Linked DNA regions of Homo sapiens: region 1 is linked to region 2. The links are chromatin loops, found by intact Hi-C in ENCODE. Cell type or tissue: psoas muscle. All regions are shown on one strand. Each heading gives the region's core, and the rest is flanking DNA. Links, peaks and the distances in the headings are about the cores only. Region 1 overlaps LOC105373456 (a long non-coding RNA gene). Region 2 overlaps LINC01376 (long intergenic non-protein coding RNA 1376).

Region 1 (2,917 bases), core at 160-2,659, 86 kb before region 2:
GTTGGGCATGGTAGCATGCACCTGTGGTCCTAGCTACTTGGGAGGCTGAAGAAGGAGGATCACTGGAGTCCAGGAATTTGAAGTTTCAGTGAGCTATGATCGTGCCACTGCATACCAGCCTGGGTGACAGAGTGATACTGTCTCATTAAAAAAATTGTCTTCCTTTCTCCCTATCATGTTGTATAAAATTTCATCATTTGAGATTCACTCATTGAGAACTGTAAGCATTTTCCTGTTCAAGAGCCTCTGGTAAAATTTAAATACCTCATGGAGTTCTGTCTTCATCTTCCCATACTTTATTGACAAATTATTCCAATGCAGCTACAGTTAAACAGGATAAAAATAAAAGTTACCTCAGAGGAGAGTCATAAATGTTGCCAAGTTTGGTCCAATTTCTTTATATTGTTAACATTCAATAAGAAATAACCATTCTATCTGTCATTATCACTATTGTTATCATATACAGAACTCATACAATTCTCAGAGAAGCTGTGTTAAATAGATTAAATAGATTTTCCCACTTTACAGCTGAGAACAGAATGGGGGCTAAGTGAGCCTTAGGGTAACTTTCTGGTCACACGGCTAGTTGGAGGTATACACAGGAGTTGATTCCCCCTCTGTTTGAAGTTCAGGCCTTTGTTATTTTTGCTGCTTTACTCTTCTGATTGCCAAACTCCCCAAGCCAAACTTAACTTCCCAGGAAGAAGGCCCGGTCTGAGCAAGTGCCGAGCCAGCCACAGGGCAAGTGGCCTCTAAGTGCTTGTGATGTGAAACGATGAAAATCACTCACACCATGGATAAAGAACCTGCCTGGATCCAAATGTGGACACCTGAGAGTTCCTGGGACTTATAAAAGTGGAAGCCATTCTGTTTGCCCAGGCATCAAAGGATGCTAGAGTTACTACCATGCATAATCATCCCTTGTGCACCCACAAGTGCACATAGTGAAACCTTGCCCCTGCAAAAAATTCAAAAATTAGTTGGGCAGTTGGGTCCCTGCTCCAGAACCAGTCCTGAAAGAACCTTGAGGCAGCTTCCTAGGAGCCTTTGGCCAAGGCAGAAACACTGAGGGCTCCCTTCTCTGGAGTCTTGAAGTGGCACACAGATTCTAGTTCCTTTTGGCTGGGCAAGCCCCTGTGTTTGGCTTAGGGTGAAATGTATACCACACATCTGGCCACTGGAAAGCTGGGGAGGAACGGTGTGGTCAGTGGGGCTGCAAGGCCATTTCAGGGCGGTTAAGCTGGAGTAACCCGAGTATGGCAGGGCCTGAGTCATCCTGGACTCAGGAAGCTCCCACTTGGGCGGAGTCTGACACCTGAGCTCATCTGTGGCTTTGCCCTGGCTGGCCCTGCCCTGCCCCATCTTGTCCAGTACAGCTCAGCCCAGCCAGCCCAGGCTGGGTCCTGCTGGGTTCCAGCCTGAAGGAACTGAGCCCAAACTGCAGAGCCAGGAGCTCTGAGCAAAGGCAGTGATGTCAGCAAGGGTGGGGTATGATGTGTGCACAGCCCAGGGAGGTATCTGTTTCTGGGTCCATGTGTCCATGTATAAACCCACTATCCTTGTGTGCACCTCCCTGTGACTGTCTATGTGGACATTCTGGGCATCTATGCATATATTTGCGTGAATGCCTGTGGGTGTTGTTGGCTTATGTGTCTGGGCACATTTTCCCTGGGAAATAAGAGTATAATTGCCTTTGTCACAAAATTTGATTGGTTAAAAAGCAGCGGCTATAAAGAGGTTGAAAAAAAATCTCCCTTTTGTGTAAAGTCTCATGCCGAGGGCTGAGGGAGATTTAGGAGAGTGAAAAGAATCAGCCTTTAAACTTAGGAAATGCATAGTCACCTGGGTCAAACACTTGCCTAGGAAAACTGAGCTCCTGCTCCTAGGAATGTTTGTGCAGGACCTAGGACAAGATGTCAAGGAATGGCGGTCACTGTGGTCGAGGTTACCTGAGACATCAGCCTGGGGCAGGTTGGGATGGGGAGAAGAGAGTTGCATGGCAACGATTTATTCTTTTCTCCAAGTATTGACCCCCTTTGATAAATACAGAAATGTTGTTTCTTCCTTTCATAACATCAAAATCCAAGGTATTTTAAAAATGCCTCAAAGCAGTAGGGTGAAATGTTTTTGTTGTTACTGTTGCTGCTGTTGTTCCCCACCTCTGGCAAAATCACACAGACTAGTAACACTAAGATGGGACATCCTGGCATATGGTCCTTCCGGCTCCCTCGTGGGTCTCCTCCTTCCGACCTGGTGGTGCTTGCTGGTGTCTGAGAATGCTGCTCAGATTCAGTGTGGGATGGAATCAGGCAGCCTCCCACTTGGGCTAAGCCATCACGGGCCCCTGCTCTGAAAAAGGTGGATATGACTTAAGAGAAAGCCCCTCAACTGCAAATGAGGAATTCAGGACTCAGAGAACGGGAGTCACTGAGGATTAACAGGAAGTTTAGAGAATAAAATGAGATACTTGTGAAGACTCCTTGAAGAAAGGAAGAAGGATAAAAATAGGGAGGAAGAGGGAAAGAAAAGAGAAAGAGACAGAGAAAGAGAAAGAACAAATAACACCAGATAGTACTCTGATGACACATCTGGAGAAAGGGCTTGGGACCGCTTTCTGTATCTCAAGTTACTCTGTAGGCCCCCTAATCAACTTGGCTTGCACAGCCTGTGGTGTCTCATCTGTCTGCTTAGCACCCAATCCAATAATGATAAATTCATTACCAGAGCAATAACAGCCCCACCCCTGGTGCACCCTCTGTTGTTCTCTGATAAACACCAAGAACAGGCAAGAGCCTATGTTCACTTTATTCACCACTCCAAAAAAACTTGAGAAATTCCCTTGAGGTCTACCTCTTAGATATTGAATGGAATTTTACATCTGTTACACAGGGAGTTTCCGGAGAGGCACTCAAAGTGT
Region 2 (2,917 bases), core at 232-2,731:
GAGCTAGATCTGCGCTAAAGCAGTTTAAAGCTCGCTTGCCAGGCTCTGCTCCCTGTGGTTTCCTCAGGCAAGCGAGCCTCCAATAAGTTAAATTTTCATTGTTTTCTGCATATATTCTGAGCTTCATTGACTTGGGGGCTTTGCTATTTCCAAAGCTTCAAGAGTTCTTTTGAAATCCTGTTGTCATTCAAGGCCTAGAATAAAGAATTCTTTCCCCTTCTTTTAAGAAGCCTTTTCTAATCTTCCCAGTGAGAGCTTTGACTCCTCTGGAATCTGAGAGCACACTTTGTGTCTCAGCTGTGCTTCACTCAGAGCTCTGCTTCAGTGACAAGAGCTGGATGCAATGAATGTCCAGTCTTTCAAACACAGCATATGTGAGCAGATAAGCCTTAAAAAATTGTGAACTGCTGAGTTCAAAATGTAAGTCTTCAGAGGAATTTTTTTTTTTTTTGCTCCAGTAGCTGGTGATGCTATTTTTTTGAGGTCAGGGGAAGCATGAAATTTTCATATTTCATGACCTCTGGTTTTTCTTCTTCGTGTGTTTTATTTTACTTATTTATTTTTTAAAGTTTTGAGGACATTAAAGAGAAAATAAAAGAATAAAAAGGGGAGAAGGACACAATTGGTGACAAAATCTGAAGGTGAAAAGGGAGAAATAGAGTTACATCAACCATATATGAGGGAAGGATGGGGTTGCTGCACATTGTAGAATAAAGTCCTATAATTAAATTCTTTTTCTGCCAATTTGCTTTCTGGATCTATGTGAGTGAATTACTGTCACTAAACCTGTCATTTGTTTTTGTTTTATTTTATCTATAGAATAAAAATAGTAATGCTCACCACATAGGTTGTTGTAAATATCCCTTAAGGTAATATATGTAAAAGTCCCTCTTAAAAAAAAAAACAAAATGTCTCATACAAATGTGAGTGGTTGTTTACAGCAAGCTTCCAGAAAAGGAGGGTTTGGAATGGGGAGAAACACATGTTCTCCTGTCCCTTCACAAACCCACTTTCTTCTGACAAAGCTCTGCCGACTGATAAAGTTCCAGTAGGCTCTTTGTGAGCTATCCAGGGGGTTCTCTTTTTATCTCACAGAAATATTTATGTATCTACAAATTTCTATAATTTTTTTATTCCACCCTCCTTGGGATGTAGTTATGACTGTTGAATATTTACTTTTCAGACATTCCTTCTCCCTTTGAAGAAATCCACAAAAGAAAAAGCAAAATACTGACAAGTTTTCAAAGCCATGATTTACAGGAATGAATTCTGAAAAGCAAGTGGCTAACATCCGAGTTCATCATCAAATAATATTTCTAAAGCACCCTCTAGTGTCTGGCCCCAAGCCAGATGATTCAACGCCTGGAGAAGCTACAGACTTTTTAAAAGTAAAATAGACTCATGTCTGCTCATGAGAAGCAAGTCAGCGTCATTTAGGATGCCTTAGGAATGTCTCTCTAAATAAGGATTAAAAATGGATTGCTGTAGAAAAAGTAATACAAGTACAAACACTAATAATATTGAATGCAATTTAAATTCCATTTTAAAATAGATAATAGGGTTTAAAATAACATGTTGAAAATTACACTGGAATTAGCAAAATTTAAAATCTTAGGAAGAAAAATCCTAATTTGTATGTGAAAATGTTTTGAACTGAGGAAAATTAAGACTAGCAAGAGTAGATAGGGGTTGTCTAGTAGGAATGTTAGACCCATCAGCCATCTGATTATGCTGCGACTGATACTAGCGTGTAGTTTTCACCCAGTAAATTATCAAGTGGTGCAGTAGAAAAAGCATGGTATGTAGAATCATAAGACTCATAGTCTGGGGTCACCTCTACTACTCACTTGGCCATGTGGTTTGGAACACATCACAAAAGATTTATGAGCCTTCGCTTCTTCACATCTAAAATCGTGATTATTTTGCCAACTCCATGGAATTGTTTAGACTTTAGAGGATTACATAGGATACAATGGACTAGTTCCTTGAACAAGTACTTGCCCCCAAAATGTTACCATTTTTTCTGGTTGTGTGACTGATTTTGCAATCAGCAATTTAATAATAATGCATTCAACAGGTTTATAATATGCATTCAATGTGACTCTTGCATATATCTCATAAAAACAAATTTGAATATTTTTCTCATTTTATCACTCACATATCTTTGAGAATGGGATCATAGTTTTATTTTGATAATGAAGTAATAGAGTCAATTCCTGAACAGGCTAGTTGACTTTAATGAGAAATACCCATTTATTCACTCATTCATTTCATTTTCAACTCTTAAATCCATAATGGCCCCTTCACTAACTGCACTAACTGGGGTTCTTATATTAATAAGATGGACCAGATGCTTCTATCACCTCCAAAAAATCTTTGTAGGCAGAGCAATAAAGAGTACTGAATCATTTTAAGAAGTCGCATAGACAATGACTTTTGACCATGGAAGGACTGGGCTTGATCAAGCAAATTCTATTTCAAAGTTTTACTTGCAAGGTTATTTATTACTGTGTGGAATCTCACTCCTGTGGCTGGGGTCAAGAAAAATGGGGACACAGGTGTCTGCCTATTTGCACAGGCATTAAAAAGTGTTGTAAAATGAGCTTCAGCCTTTTAAGTTACTGTCTTCTTCTTTATAATAATAATCTTTTCCATTTTACAAGGTCTATATTATTTTTAGGTAAGAAAACACTGTAGAGTTCATGTTTTATTGTTCCTTGCAGTTATATAAATTATATTTGGCCAAAACAAATGTAATTCCTACTGTGTGAACTGGGAACCCAAAATGTTGATTTTCCTCAAGTTATAAACAATGTGAAGATATGTTATACTGGGTCACAATTTTCCAGAGCAGAGCAAAATATATAACTCAGTTTTAATAACAAAACTGCATATATCATTAAAGTTTCCTACTCCA

Evidence for each region. Peaks named below come from ENCODE experiments on the same cell type or tissue, not always from the same donor. Only the 100,000 strongest peaks of a DNase experiment are listed, where the experiment ranks them.
Region 1: it touches region 2 in a loop (2.9-fold over the local background); 2 of 110 quality-filtered maps call a loop at or near these places.

The regions. Positions count from the first base shown.
Region 1 is chr2:19,072,152-19,075,068 of GRCh38, reverse strand. All of the region lies in intron 5 of LOC105373456 (a long non-coding RNA gene), which reads right to left. Among named protein-coding and RNA genes, the nearest start is that of LINC01376, 47 kb to the right of the region's middle. In psoas muscle, for the core only: no CTCF peak of the experiment used is centred there; a DNase peak (open chromatin) is centred at 1,318; H3K27ac peaks cover 1,563 bases.
Region 2 is chr2:18,986,135-18,989,051 of GRCh38, reverse strand. It overlaps LINC01376 (long intergenic non-protein coding RNA 1376), which reads left to right. Exons shown (of 4, transcript NR_135287.1): 4 at 1,184-2,601. All of the region lies in intron 5 of LOC105373456 (a long non-coding RNA gene), which reads right to left. Among named protein-coding and RNA genes, the nearest start is that of LINC01376, 39 kb to the left of the region's middle. In psoas muscle, for the core only: a CTCF peak has its summit at 1,345 (motif pointing left); a DNase peak (open chromatin) is centred at 1,341.